Regions from separate parts of the Mus musculus genome. Here region 2 is linked to region 1. The links are chromatin loops, found by intact Hi-C in ENCODE. Cell type or tissue: gastrocnemius. All regions are shown on one strand.

The links. Peaks named below come from ENCODE experiments on the same cell type or tissue, not always from the same donor. Only the 100,000 strongest peaks of a DNase experiment are listed, where the experiment ranks them.
Region 2: a loop joins it to region 1, with 2.8 times the contacts of the local background. A loop is called at or near these places in 11 of 42 quality-filtered maps.

Annotation. Positions count from the first base shown.
Region 1 is chr9:72,453,937-72,461,936 of GRCm38, reverse strand. It overlaps Mns1 (meiosis-specific nuclear structural protein 1), which reads right to left. Exons shown (of 10, transcript NM_008613.3): 9 at 5,034-5,159; 10 at 3,361-3,624. The coding sequence ends at 3,544. Tex9 (testis expressed gene 9) reads left to right here. Exons shown (of 12, transcript NM_009359.4): 11 at 1-81; 12 at 659-3,882. The coding sequence ends at 736. Among named protein-coding and RNA genes, the nearest start is that of Mns1, 19 kb to the right of the region's middle. In gastrocnemius, CTCF peaks have their summits at 3,492 (motif pointing left) and 5,333; a DNase peak (open chromatin) is centred at 3,496.
Region 2 is chr9:72,665,952-72,673,951 of GRCm38, reverse strand. It overlaps a transcript of Nedd4 not described here. Among named protein-coding and RNA genes, the nearest start is that of Nedd4, 23 kb to the left of the region's middle. In gastrocnemius, CTCF peaks have their summits at 1,370 (motif pointing right), 4,333 and 7,388; a DNase peak (open chromatin) is centred at 1,378; H3K4me3 peaks cover 1,473 bases; H3K27ac peaks cover 5,307 bases.

The DNA of each region.
Region 1 (8,000 bases):
AAACTAGAAAGACAAAAAGGAGAATTAATGATAGGGTTCAAGAAGCAGTTGAAATTGATTGACATTTTGAAAAGGCAGAAGGTGAGTCTAACAATAGACGCTGTATCTCAGATACACTACAGACAGACCGTTCTGCCAAAAAGTTTGTTTTTACTTTGCTTATAATCTTACACATAAAATTGTATCTAAAGATGCACTGTATACGTGTGAAGTCACATCTGTGTAATACATAGTGAGGTTCACTGGTTTAAAACACACGCACGCACGCACGCACGCGCACACATACACAGATATGTTTGTATATATATTCCCTCCCAACTACAGAAAGTACCATTCATGAGAATGACTAATTTTAGTGGATTAATTTCCTCTTCAAACTTTGAGCAGTAATTCTAAAACACATTGTATCTTTCTTGAAACATGAAAAAAGACAATTCACAGCCCTCTCTCGTTACAAAGATCAGGTATAATGATATCAAATTATTCTTTTAACAGTAGCTTGGTCTTCATGTAATATCAATTTAAAGTGTTACACTTGCATGGTTAGTATGTATAATCCAACAATAGCTTATTTTTTTGATAGCATATTAACACAAACAAATTTTCTTTTGTTGTGTGTCCATCTCTAAATTGAACAATATATATTTTTTAAAAACAGATGCATATTGAAGCTGCCAAGATGCTGTCTTTCAGCGAGGAGGAGTTTATGAAGGCTCTTGAGTGGGGCAGTTCATGAGTGAGCAACTGCAATGGGATGCTCATTTGATATCAAGTGTAGTCTTCTTGCTGTTCATGAGTAATAAGAACATTTGTGAAATAAAAGAGTTAGATAATGACCTGGTGAAATAAACAGAATGTTTGGGAGGATGTTGGAAGACAAAGCCAGACGGCAACTCTGGCCTGACTTCCTTTTTCATTAGTAGTTATGAAATAAGGAAGCAAGACTTCGACTCTTAATTATCTTTTATGACCTACTAGACCTGGGAGAGGACAGAGAAGATGGCAGGGCAAGATTCTGGAGATCCCCAGCTGCAGCTGCTGAGTCTGCTGCAGGCCTGTGTGCTGTGCACGGCTGCTGCATCCAACAGCAGTGATGCAGGCTGGGACCAGAGGCTGTTGTGCAGGGGCTATGTGTGTGTTCTCTTGTTCAGTGGTTGTGCACACAGGAGACAAAATAGAGATGGAAACAGGGACACACTTACTGTACCAAAGGATCATAAGTATAAGTGATTATGAACAATTTGGATAACACAGAATGTTTAATTTCTGGAGATATACTACCAAGAATTAACTAAGATAGAAAAACCTGGACACACCCATAGTAAGAAGGGAGATCAAGTAGATCAAATCCATAATAAAAAGCTCTATTGGGAGCTGGTGTGATGGCACAGTGGTTACGGAGGGCATTGCTGCTATTGCAGAGGACCCAAATTCAGTTCCCAGCACCCACAGGGCTGCTCACAGCCACCTTTAACTCCAGCTCTAGGGGTTCAAGGCCCTTTTCTGGCCTCCATTGACCTCTGCACAAACGGGATACATAGACATGCACTCAGGGATACACATAAAATAAAAATAAATATTTAAAAAAATAAATCTCCTCAAAGAAAAACACAGGACCTGACGGCTTCACTGCCAGCTTCTACCAAACATTTAAAGATTGGCAGTTCTTCTCAAACTATTCCAAAACAGTGACATAAAGACATTTCCACATTCAAGTATGCTCATCCTGATACCGAAATCATGCAAGAGCAACAAACAAAACCAAGCCAACAACTCCCATAGTCCAGTATCTCTGATCAACTCAGATGCAGAAATGCTCCCCAGAACACCAGCAAACAACTTCTATACATCAAAAGATCCCTCATCACGATGCAGTGGGATTCAACCTAGATGATTTGACATTCAAATCAGTAAGCATGTCACACTGACAGAATGAAGAAAAGGTTTGTAAATTCAGTAGAGAGAAAAGCCCAAGACTGAGCAACACTTCATGACAAAACTGTCAGCAAAGTAGGTTACAGAAGGAATGTGCTGTAACGTGAGTCATATGTGACAAACCCACAGCCAACACACTGAACAGGGAAAAGCTGAAGCTTAGCCCCACGTATTTGTGTATCCAATCCTTTTATATTGTGACATGATATTGTGATCTTCAGAGTTCATACTGAAAGACTATGCAACAGAATTACAAATTAAAAAAATGAATTTTGTATAACATTTTAAGTTTGCTATTTGTAGTGGTCTGCATTAATCACATCCCAGGTTGCCCATCCCTATAAGACCTGAAATCAGACAGTTAAGAGCAATGGCTAGGCAGAGAGCACACGCCTTTAATCCCAGCACTCAGGAGGTAGAAGCAGGAAGATTTCTGTGAGTTCGAGGTTAGCCTGGACAGCCAGGCCCACACAGTGAAACTCTGTTTCCACCCTCTCCAAAACCTCCCCAAAAGAGCACTAGTTGCTCTTGCAGAGAACCCAGGTTTGGTTCCCACCGTGCGTATGGTCCCAGTCATCTGTAACTCCAGTTCCAGAGGCTAGGACACCGTCTTGAGGCATTCTTGAGCTCTGCAGACATCTAGTACACATATATGCAGGCAAGCACATGTAAAATTTTTTTTTTTTTTTTTTGGTTTTTCGAGACAGGGTTTCTCTGTGTAGCCCTGGCTGTCCTGGAACTCGCTCTGTAGACCAGGCTGGCCTCGAACTCAGAAATCCGCCTGCCTCTGCCTCCTGAGTGCGCCACCACGCCCGGCTCGTAAAATATTTTTTTAATCTTAGCAGAAATGCTAATCAAATATAACCAGCAAGAGAAAGAAAAATATGAAGTCTGGGAACAAAGAAGTTGGGTTGTCCATTATGAAAAATGGTTGAGATCAAATCAACTGAGTAAAGTTACAAGGTAAGAAAACCAATAGGCACACATCAGGAGACTGACAGCACAAATGAAAGCCTTGAGCTGTAGCTCAGTGGCAGAGCACTTACAGAACATGTATGAGACCCCAGATCCAGTCCCTAGCATAGCACAAGCCAAAGTAGTGGCATTTTTATACATCAGTGGCAGAATATCAGAGAAAATCTACAGTACCCCATTTGTAGTATCTAACAAAAACATTTTAGACTAAATTTTACCAAGGAGATTGAAGATGGCTGTATTGAAAACTACAAAATATTGATGACAGAAACTTGAGAGAAGTAAATAGCTGTTTAATGTTTATGAATTAGAAAAGTGTCTTACATACTGCCCAGAGAGGTCTGTCGTCTCCCTGTAGTGAGCTGCTGTGTTTGGCCTCTGGTTCTGTGGAATTCTGTGATATGATGGCATCATAGAATGCATAGTAAATAAAAATGACTAATTCTGCAGTTAAAGTACTAATGTGTTTAATTTTTGTCAAACTGTATACATGATGAAATAGGAGGATGTTTTAGAACATGCAGATAGACCAGGGCCTACTGTCACCAACTGTAAAACAGCAGTTACGCTGACATCTAGTGGCAGCATCTGAGCACTCCAGGTCTCGCCCGGCCTTGCTATGAAGACTCGGCTTCAGACTCCATCCCTTTTCTGATAGGCCTTCCTGAACTCTTCACCAAGCATGTCAACATCGTCTTCTCTTTTAAACACTCCCTACAAAGAAGCATTTTGTTGGTTACTTTGAACATTAGAGTATTTCACTGAATTTTCTTAGGACTAACACACACAGACATGAAGCTAATGAAGAAATGCAGATAATGAGATCGATTATTGAAACTTAATTTTAAAATATCAGAAAGACTATGGCTTCAAGTATATCTGAATATCACTGAGCTGCTCCCAGTTCCTGATTACTCAACCTCAGAGTATTAAGCTGTGCTAGGGGCTGCTGTGCCTTATGCTCTAACTCCGGCCGTGACTGCCTACATTACAGGCTACTGTCCGGACGCACTCTTTCTGCCTCAGTCTATCAGCGGCTCATTCTGAGACACTGAATTTTACTCTTAACGGGTCCCGGCTGCCCTCCAGAAGTATTTTCTCCACTCAGATGTTGAAGTCCAAAGGCCCTCTCAGCATATATATAGTCTGTTTTATTAAATATACCAATCATGGGTGAATTTTGGCATCAGGCTATCATGCGTATTTAAATCTACCTAACTAATTAGACTTTAATACACTACGGCTAGCAACTTTTAATAATTTTCCTTTTTCTTTCATTGGTTAGGGACTGAACACACTTGATTCTGCATAGTCAATAAAGACTTCAAGCAATATGACTCATATATTTGAAGGACTGTGGCTTTATGAATCTCCATGTTTATATGGATAAGGAAGCTAATTATTAGCAGTCACAATGTGTCTCAAATACTATACATGAAAATTCATTGCCTATTGGAATAGCTCTCAATAGTTGAGGCTGCCTAGTACCTACTTACAATCAGTTTCCCACAGAGCAGACTCGGCTCAGACTCATGTCTAGCATGTGTTCACCCATGACAAGGCTTCATGTCTCTCATTATCTTCATGTTTACCCTTTTATAGTTGCTCTAGGGTAGTTTGTTTCAGATTTCCCATGCAACAAGCAGATGAAGAGCCTCAAAAGTGTTAGCTCAGGGGCTGGGGATATAGGTCACTACATAGAGCACTTGCCTAGCAAGGCTCTAGGTTAGATCCCCAGCCCCACAGAAGCTTGGCAAAGTAACACAAGCCTGCAGGAGGAGAAGCAGGAGGACCACAAGTTCAAGGTCATCCTCTGTTTCATAGGGAGTTCCAGGCCAGCCTGGGCTACACCTTGTCTCAAAAAGTAAATAAATGAATAAATAAATAAATGAATAAATACTCAATCTTGATAACTCTAGCTCAGATCACTAGTAATGCTCCAGGACAAGCTCTTGCTATCGAGGCATTTAAAAAGGACGATAGGTATCAACTCTGCCTGGGTCCCAGTGCTTCACCAACAAACAACAGCATGAAGTTACTCCCTCTGACTCTAGAATCACGCTTCAGCGCCGTTGTTTTCTCCAGTAGGACGAGGCTCACACACTAAGGTCAGTGTCACTTACTTTGGGGAGATAGCCTAGTAACTTTGCAGCATGTTCTTTGAGGAGTCTCAGCCTCTCTTCTTCAATAATCTCATTGATGCAGCCCTGCCGCCTTTGCTGTAGTTGCAATTCCTCCAGCTCACGTTGCTGCAAACAAAATCAAAATGTTTTAACTGTCACACAATACATTCATCTCTTATGAAGTTTACAAATAAAGCTAGATGATAAGACTGGTGTGTTAATTATAAGATTAGAAGATAATTATGTATATCTTTATTTTTTAAAGATTTATTTATTATACATATGTGAGTACACTGCTGCCCTCTTCAGACACACCAGAAGAAGGCATCAGATCTCATTCCAGATGGTTGTGAGCCATCGTGTGGTTGCTGGGAATTGAATTCAGGGTCTTAGGAAGAGTAGTCAGTGCTCTTAACTGCTGAGCCATCTTTCCAGCCCATAGTGTATGTCTTTTAATACAGGTAAATATATATACCTGTATTTTTATCATCATTATCTCTCTAAACTTTCAAGAACAAGTTATATCCCACCCGTATTTTTGTTTTCTTTATTTGTGGTGCTGGTGTTTGAACCCAGGGCCCTGCACCTGCACCTGCTAGGCAAGTACTCTACCACTGAGCTGCAATCCCAGCCCTATGACAGGAAGTTTAAAGGACACATTTTTTTTTTAGGAAAATCTTCAATCTCAAGAAAAAATGTATTCAAATGAGTGATTTCCTAACTAATTCAGCAAATATTTATGCAGTTTCCACCATATACCCCGTTCCCAAGATACCCCAAACAGTTTATAGTGTAAGACAAAAATAAAATCCTAATGCATAAAACAAAACACAGTTATCTGAAGATACGTTTTTTTAAATGCATCGTTAAAGGTCTAAGTGGAGCACACTGCAGAGGTCAGAGTCCCAGCAAAGAAGCTATGGTACCTTTCTGGAGAATACTGAATTCTGTGGGAACTCTGAGCTATGGAATGCCGATGTGATGTCATGTACATAACATTAGGGCCCAGAGAACTTTACCCAAGCCACACTCCTGAGTAGGATCTGCAGAAGTGGGAACGGAATCAGGTAAGACCTCTACCACGGAACAGCAACCCAGCCCCACACACTGATTTAATGAGATGACGTAACCTATCTAATCTTGGCATAACACAGGGTTTTCCTTCATATGCTGTGCTACCCCACACTACATGTTTACCCCCACTTCACATAATTCTACTCTAAGGCAGGTCGATCGGTTTAGAAAGGTGTGGGACAAAGCCTGAATAAACTGGTAGTAAAGTCTTTTTAGGAATTTGTTTAAACCATACACATTCTTAGAGGTGAACAGGATTATAGACAGCTACTTAGGCCTCTAAAATAGAAATGGGCAGTTTAGTGCTTTTAAGGCTACGTAATGCTAAGAATTAGTAAGTTCTGTTAAGGCATCCACATTTGCTCCCGGGCAAAGCAAGACTTGTCTTACACAACACTGACATCCAAGCCAGTTCTTCATACTGGGCATGCTTACTACTAAACCCTAAAACATGTGTGATAGCGTGTGTTACTAGGGGTTTTAGTGAATTCCATGTTTGCATGTCGTGCTGGCTTCTCTGAGTGTCCTGATCAGCTCTGTAACCCTAGAGAGGGTTCACTGGTCCTACCCTTCTACAGGAGTTAACTCCTAGGCCATACAGGTGGTTCCAAAACCTTTTTAGTTTTCTATATTCATTAACTCAACATTTAAAAGTACCAAATGTCAGGCAAATTGCATTTTATAGAGCATTATAAATCCCTTAAAGGTTAGATTCAGGCCAAGACTGACTTACACCAGGCCTAAGCAATTGTGGCTTTGATCTGTTTAAGAGTTCCCTGAGGTTTAAGTGTGAAGCAACACGAGATTTATAAAAATTACTGATTGGCAGCCTGACCAGTTACAAGGGGACCAAGCTGAAATGCCAAGGAGCAGGAGGGCCTGCTGGCCTCTTTGTTTTCTGTGATATCATTTACGGTCTGGTTTTTTTTTTTTTTCTTCTCATCTTAAACCATAATGTTCTCCAAGACTCAACCCTAGACTCCTGATGCTTTCTCATTACAACACCAATATATCACTTAAATCTCTTGGTGCTGCTTAATTCTGGGTAAGCACTTCTCAAAAAAAAAAAAAAATAATAATAATAAAGAAAACCAAACCAACTAAATAAACAAAAATATCAAACAAACCAAACCAGCCTAAGCCTCACTGTGACATGTAACCACATATGTGCTCCATGTAACCACACATGTGCTCCCTGTAGCCACACATGTGCTCCCTGTAGCCACACATGTGCTCCATGTAACCACACATGTGCTCCCTGTAGCCACACATGTGCTCCATGTAACCACACATGTGCTCCATGTAACCACACATGTGCTCCATGTAATCACACATGTGTTCCATGTAACCACACATGTGCTCCATGTAATCACACATGTGCTCCATGTAACCACACATGTGCTTCATGTAACCACACATGTGCTCCATGTAGCCACACATGTGCTCCCTGAGTCTCTCACACTTGAAACCTTTGAAATATTTTGATTCCTTCCTTCTTCTACTCTATATGCTAGGGGGAAAATCATACAGTCTCAATTATTTCCTGTAATTCATCTGACATCCCCTACTGCTGCTGCTGTTTATGGCCTGTAAAAGCTAGAACTGCCACTGGACGTCTCAGAGGCCACTCTTATTACATTTAGAGTTTTCACACAAGACTGTGCTGAGTTCTTAAAAATACCCTTCCAGTGAGACAGATCGCTTGGGGATTCTTTCAGTTTGTCATTGACGCATAAATATTTAAGTCAGTATGTCAAACTCACAAGCTGGTTCCCTGTCCAACTTTTTTTCCCCCTTATTAGATGGGGTTTCTCTGTGTAGCCCTGGCTGTCCTGGAATTCAGTCTGTAGACCAGGCTGGCCTTGATCTCTGAGCTCTGCCTGCCTCTGCCTC
Region 2 (8,000 bases), 210 kb before region 1:
TGCCTAATACATTCCTGGTGATTTTATTATCATTGTGAAATATTTGAAAATACCTTTCCCTTATTTTAGCAGATTTTAATTGTTTTTGATTTTGTTTTTTTCATGACAGGGTTACTCTTGTGTAGCCCTAACCATCCTAGAATGCTATATGTAGACCAGGCTGGCCTACAGAGTCAGAGATCTACCTGCCTCTGCCTCCTGATAGCTGGGATTAAAGACATGTGCCACACTGCCTGGCTCGTATTCACGTTAATCTTTATCATACCATTTTTGCATCCATTTTCCCCAACCTAGGTATATCATTGAATTTAAGTATGTTTTTTAAAGAGTTGCTTCATAATTTATGTGCATACAGTGTATGCCTCTGTGTTATGTGTACATGTGCCTGCCAAAGCCATAAGAGTGTTGGATCTCCGTGAGCTGGATTTACAGACAGTTGTAAGCCAGCTAATGTGGGTGCTTGTAATTATTACATGATTGGATACAAGTATATTAACTCATGTTTTCCTTCCCTTGTCCTGTCCCCTTTAAAAAGAATTGTTTTGTACTGACTTTTTAATTGTTTCAAGAACTTCAGTTTAAAATTTCTGCTTTTACAGCTCTAGAGTACAACTATGCTTGCATAGCTATGGTGGTGGTGGCACATGCCCTTAAATCCAGCACTTGAGAGACAGAGACAGGCAGTCCTGAGTTCAAGGCCAGCCTAGTCTACAGAAGTAATTTTAGGATAGCCAGAGAAACTGTCAAAAAGAAACAAACAAAAACAAAAAACCTCCAAATTTCTGCTCTTACAAAACCTAAAATTCTTCACATTACTGTTGAAATGTTGATATGATTATGTTTTCTATTTCATACCCTTAATGATTCACTTTGCCTATGCTTTCTACCACACGATCCTTCCATGCAGGGTCACAGCAAACACACACCCTATCCTTTATGCTGTTATTCCCATAAGCATTCCTTTCATCCCTTTTATCTAATATGAATCCGTAAGACAAGGTTGTTGAATCATGATTCCAATGGGCCCTGTATAAGGTTAAGAGCATTTACTGCTCTTGCAAGGGACCCAAGTTTGATTCCCAGCACAAACATGGCAGATCACAGCCAATTATAACTCTAGTTCCAGGAGACTAATATCCTCTTCTGACCTCTATGGACATCAAATGTTCAAACATATACATGAAGACAAAACACCCACACACAAAAATAAAACTTTTAATTAATTAAAAAAAAAAGCATCTGTAGATTCCAGGTATTTATCACTTCTGATGGTCTTTTCCTTTCTCTTCACCAGGAGCTTTAACCTGCTTTAACATTTCTTCTTTAAAAAGATTTAAGTTGTGTGTACATGTGTGCAGTGCCTGTGGAGGCCAGGAGAGGGCGCCAGATCCCCTGGAGTTGGTCACAGGCAGTTCCCAGGGAAACCTCAGTAAAAGCAATACAGGATTGCTGAGCCAACTCTCCAGTCCAGTTGTATATTTCATTGATCGTTTTCCAAATTTAGACACTTATTCTTTAAAAAGATTTTATTTCATTATTTATCTCTCTGGGATGTAGTTCAAACAGACCTTTCTTCTTCATCATCTTCTAATTGGTAAATGATCCCCATTAATCTATGTTCAGTTCATCTTTGTTCTATGTATCCATTCAGAAATCACGGCCAACCAAAGAACTTGAATTTCAATTATATTTTAGTTGTAGAGTTTCCCCGGTATTTTATTATTTATTTATCTATTTATGTCTCTACTTCATTCCTGAGATTTCCAATGTTTTGACTGACAATGAGCATATATTCTTTCTCCCTTTCTTTTTTTCTTTCTTTCCCACCCAGTTTTTGTTTCGTGGAGACAGAGTCTCGCTATGCAGCCCTGGAACTCACTATGTAGACCAGACTAGCCGTGAGTGCCTCCCATCACATTCTGCTCACATATTCCTTATTGATTGACAGTGTGTCCCACTTCCCTTGCTCTTTACAGACCAGGTGACTACATGCTGTACCGTGGACATTGTAAGCTGAGTTACAGAGACTCTGGGTTGTTTTTTTCTGTGTTTATCTATCTTGTTTAGACACTCACTCTCTGCTCAGATCTTCTGACACCAGCTGAGAGGCCAACTCTTTCTCTTCCAGAATCCCCACCACTGCCAGGCTTCCTGCCAATCTCTCATTTCTCCACCAGAGTCCAACCCCTGCTCCAGGTTTTCAGGCTGTGGAGACCACCAACCCCTGCCTCAGGTTGTAATTCTCCCTGGCTGACTAATTCCTCTAAGGGAACCCCGCCACACCACTGGGTCTCTCCCATGTAGCTCCAACCCAGTGCGCCCCGCTCTGCTCACTTGATACTCAGAGCTCCTTTTTCTACTGTAACCAGAGATTATGCTGGTTATTATCTGCTAACGGATTTAGAGAATTAAAATGCTATCAAATTCTGGGGGCAGAACTCAATAGTAAATCTATAACTACAACTGTCTTTAATTTTGCAAATTCATTGATTCAGATACCAAGAAAATAATCAGCCACTTACCCTGTAAGGATCTCACTGTGTACCAAAATTTGCTACTATCACTCAGATTTTCATTTAATCAAAGTTCAAGAAAGAAACTAAGCAATACTGTTTCCTTAAACCCCAAGCTCATGCATTGTTATTTACCTGGCTCCCAAGATGTCTTTCTTGGCCAGGCCTATGCCAGCTATAACCTTCACTCTCACAACTCGTGTGTCATCCTAAAATACAAAAAGGTGTTTTATTTTCATGTCATTACAAGCTATCTAATACAATAGTCACGAGAATACTAAATTCAAAGGAATATTTAAAAGTAAGTAATCTGATTGAAAGCTATATAGAAGAAAATAAAGACAAAATTTACAATTTTTAGATACATTTAATCACACACACAAAAACCAAAGAACTAAAGTCAAGTTATTACACATAGTAATTTAGCTTTCTTTCTTTTTTTTTTTTTTTTTTTTTTTTTAAGATTTTATTTATTATTATAGTAAGTACACTGTAGCTATCTTCAGACACACCAGAAGAGGGAGTCAGATCTTGTTACAGATGGTTGTGAGCCACCATGTGGTTGCTGGGATTTGAACTCTGGACCTTCGGAAGAGCAGTCGGGTGCTCTTACCCACTGAGCCATCTCACCAGCCCCCTAATTTAGCTTTCTTATAATAAACTTTTAATGACAAATTATAACTAAGGAAGTTACCACTGTTGCTGTGTTCATACCATGAAATCAAAAGCTCATAGTCATTTGTAATAACTACAAAGAAAAGGTAGTTTTTAAGTACCATTAAACAGTTTATAAATAACAGTGAACACACTATGATATGTCAAATACCAATGATCTTGCATGTCAACAGTGGAATGAGGTCTCATGGGAGAATTTCCTTGTCTTAAAAGAGATATATCATCTGAGGGTAGCTGGGGGGAGAAGTTGGCAGGGTAAATATGATCACATTACATTGTCTATGGCTAGGTGTGGTGATAAGCCACTTTAACCCCTTGGAGCCAGCACTAGAACAATTCAAGACCAGCGTGGTTTACATAGCAAGTTCCAGGCTAGTCAGGGCTATTATGAGATCCTGCCTCAAAGGAAATTCATTAATTTGGGGGGTTGAGAAATAGCTCAGCAGTTTAAAGCATTAGCTGTTCTTCCAAAGGATCTGGATTCAATTCCTAGCACCTACACGGGGGCTCACAACCATCTCTAAGTCCAGGTCTAAGGTCTGAAGAGGCCCTCTTCCAGTCTCTATGGACACTAGGAATACACACCATATAAAGGCATACATACAAACAAAACACCCATACGCATAAATAAGAATTTAAAAACATACGTTGTGGAGCTCCAGGTACGGATCAGCAGTGAACAGCACGTGCTCCTCTTCCAGGGAATTCGGATTCAACTCCCAGCATCCACATGGAGGCTCACAAGTATCTGTAACATCACTTCCGGGGGATCCGCCACCATCTTCTGTCTTATCCAGGCAAAACTCCCATACCCATAATTTAAAAAAATAAATACATTGTTGTGAAATTCTCAACAAAATAATAAAAATATTATACTTTCTAAAGTGATGAATAACAAAGTATTCAGCAGAAAATGGCACAAATTCTGTAACTTATTCTCAAGTGGCTCAGCAAATAAAAAGTTGGATGTGAGTCTGTGCAAATGTAGGTAATGTCTCCAAGCTGTGGACTACACTGTTGTACGCACTCTTAACCTACAGATTATAAATCGTTTAAATCAAAAAAGGGTAGGTATTCTGGATTCATTTCAGATACTGGGGAAAATATTCCAATAAAAAGCAACCTTGGGGATTTGGCTTAAAAACATTCAGTCCGCCAGGCGGCGCACTTAATCCCAGCACTTGGGAGGCAGAGGCAGGTGGATTTGAGTTCCAGGACAGCTGGGGCTATACAGGGAAATCAAGGCAAGAATTGAAGCAGCTCTCATATATACTCAGTCACGAGCAGAGGCTTGCTGCCCATCAGTCAGCTTTCCTCTTACATTGTTTGGAACCCCTGCCTAAAATGTCTGTAAGACAGTTCAGTATAATGCAAGCTTCCGTAAACTCAGTGCACAGCCTGGTAATACTGTGTTCATTCTCTTTTTATAGACTCATGCTAACTGTGCTGGCTAGTTATATGTGAACTTGACACAGCTATTGTCATGAGAGAAGGAACCTCAATATAGGCAGAAAATGTCCCAAGACTGGACTGTAAACTAGTATTTGTAATTAGTGATTGATGTGAGAGGGCCAGGCAACCTCTATGCTGGTAGACTTGGGTGCTTTAAGGCAGGCTGAGCAAGCAATGAATGACGAGCCAGTAAGTGGGCTCTACAGTAGCTTCTGCCTCCAGGTACCTGCAAAACCTAGAGTTCCTGCTCTAAATCCTTCAATGATGGACCACAATGTGGCCAATGTAAGCTAAGTAAAGCCCTTCCTCCCCACCTCACTGTTGGTCATAGTGTCTCTCAGACAATAAGACACTAAGACAGGTGAGAATAAGTTACTTGAGCTGAGTGCCACTCACAATAAACTGGGTCTTCTTATATGAAGTAACCATCAAGACAACCCCCACGGGCTGGTGAGATGGCTCAGTGGGTAAGAGTACCCGACTGCTCTTCCGAAGGTCAGGAGTTCAAATCCCAGCAACCACATGGTGGCTCACAACCATCTGTAACAAGATCTGACTCCCTCTTCTGGAGTGTCTGAAGACAGCTACAGTGTACTTACATTAATAAAATAAATAAATCTAAAAAAAAAAAAAAAAAGACAACCCCCACACATCTGTTCACAGACCAACCTGATTCAGATAATTCCTCATTAAGAGCCTTCCCCTACTATTTGTACATAGTTTTAATGCCAGCACTCAGGAGTTAGAAGCCAGCAGATAGATCTCTGGACTATATAATGAGTTCCAAGGTAGCCGGTGCTACACAGTAGGATCCTGTCTCAATATACATATTTTTCCACATACATATGTTTAAAATTGTACAAGATACAGAAACAAAATAAACAAACTTCAACTGATAATATTAAAAACACTGTTGAAGGACATTAGAGAACTAATAAATGAAGACATTCTCTGTGCTTGTTGATGAAAAATTTTAATAAGTTGCCTATTTTCTCCAAAGTAATATATAAATCCAATATAATTCCAACCTCCAACTCCTTATATTTTTGTGGTCTTATTAAATGACTAGAGTCCATATTGAAATGTAAAAAGACAACATTAACAATGGCACCCAATTACTATCTTACACAACAAGCATAAGAAACAAAATTCGGGCTGGAGAGATGGCTCAGCGGGTAAGAGCACCCGACTGCCCTTCCAAAGGTCCGGAGTTCAAATCCCAGCAACCACATGGTGGCTCACAACCATCCGTAACGAGATCTGACTCCCTCTTCTGGAGTGTCTGAAGACAGCTACAGTGTACTTACATATAATAAATAAATCTTAAAAAAAAAGAAAGAAAGAAACAAAATTCACTGGGTGACAGTAGTTCAGAGAGAAACTCTGTCTTGAAAAAATAAAATTAAAAAAAGTTCACAAGAAGCCGGGCGGTGGTGGCGCACGCCTTTAATCCCAGCACTTAGGATACAGAGGTAGGCAGATTTTTGAGTTTGAGGCCAGCCTGGTCTACAAAGTGAGTTCCAGGATAGCCAGGGCTACACAGAGGAAAAACCTGTCTTAAATAAATAAATAATAAATGTTCACAAGAGTGTGTCAGCAAAATGGCTCCATGTCCCTTCCCCCCACACCTCCCCACCCGCACTTGCTGACAAGTCTGGTGACTCAAGTTCAATTCCTGAGACCCACATGATAGACAGAGGATTCCTAAAAGCTGCTTCTAACTTCCATTCATGCACCATGGCACACGAATACATACACATGCGTGCGCACAAACAAGTAAATAAATGTAATTTGTTAAATCTCAGAAAGATTTTCAGAAGAATTCCTTAATATTTCTATGAATTTAAGTAGGAAAGATTCAGGGCTAGGGACATAGCTAAGTTAGTAGAGTATATGCCCACATACAGGATGCTCTGCATTCATACATGTAGCCAGGAGCATCTTGAACCTTAACCCCACCCCTCCATTTCCAGATACGGGATTCCGGTATGCACCACCACACCCATAAACCCAGTGCTCTTGCTAGACAAGCACTTCACCAACTAAGCTACAAATCCAGCCTCAGACATTGGCACTCTTTTTTGTCATGGTTTCCCTTCATTATTTTTAATTAGATGCTTGTGTCTCTGTGTGTGTGTGTGTGTGTGCGTGTGCATCTGTGTGTGGGGCTCTGTGGAGGCCAGCAGAGTGAGGGGATCCTCCAAGTTCAAGTAACAGGCTTGTGTGTGTGCTGCCTAGTGAGTGCTAGAAACTGAACTCAGGTCTTCTACACAAACAGTAAGCGCTCCTAACTACTGAGGCTTCTCTGCAGTCATCAAAACTGTAGAAAAAATTGTAGAAAAATTCAACCTGCATACATGTATGCTTATCAGCAGAAAAAGCCAAAGCGATACCCCTCTTTTTTATCCCCCCCCATCTTCAGTGAGTGCATCTTAATAGGAAACCTACTTCTCACAACTCTAACTGGGAAAAGTCTCCAGCCTCCCAGCCTCTAAAGAGTGGGCAGTGCCTGGCTGATAAGATGGCTCAGTGGGTAAGAGCACCCGACTGCTCTTCCGGAGGTCCAGAGTTCAAATCCCAGCAACCACATGGTGGCTCACAACCACCCGTAATGAGATCTGATGCCCTCTTCTGGTGCGTCTGAAGACAGCTACAGTGTACTTACATATAATAAATAAATAAATAAATCTTTAAAAAAAAAAAAAAAAAAAAAAAAAGAGTCGGCAGTGCCCTGGGAGGACAACAGGTAATAACCCCCAGGCCCACATCCTTCCTCTCATCCTTTCTTTCATCTTTCTCTGGGGACAATGCCTAGCACCTCTAATCTCACAGCAAGCAGGCAGGCAGCTCTCTGAGTTCCCGGCCAGCCTGATCTACAGAGTTCTCCAGGTTATACAGCGAGACCCTGTTTCAAAAAAAGCAAAAGGAATGAGTTATTTTCTGTAGTTAATCCTAAGTGGCCACCAGAGCAAACCATGTAAATTATATTACACTTCTTCATTTAGCTAATGTCCTAATAGTAAAATTTCTGCAAACAGAATCTCTTTCCATAGGCTATACATAAAAGAACTAAAACTCAAGCCGGGCGTGGTGGCACACGCCTTTAATCCCAGGACTCGGGAGACAGAGGCAGGCGGATTTCTGAGTTCGAGGCCAGCCTGGTCTACAGAGTGAGTTCAAAGACAGCCAGGGCTACACAGAGAAACCCTGTCTCAAAAAAACCAAAAAAAAAAAAAACCCAAAAAACTAAAACTCATCCAAAAGGGGGCAGGTATTAGATCCAATTTCAGCATGCTTTAATACCCTCCGTCACATCACCCAGTGAGTCCTAATCGCTCTGTAAGATTAAGCCACAATTCT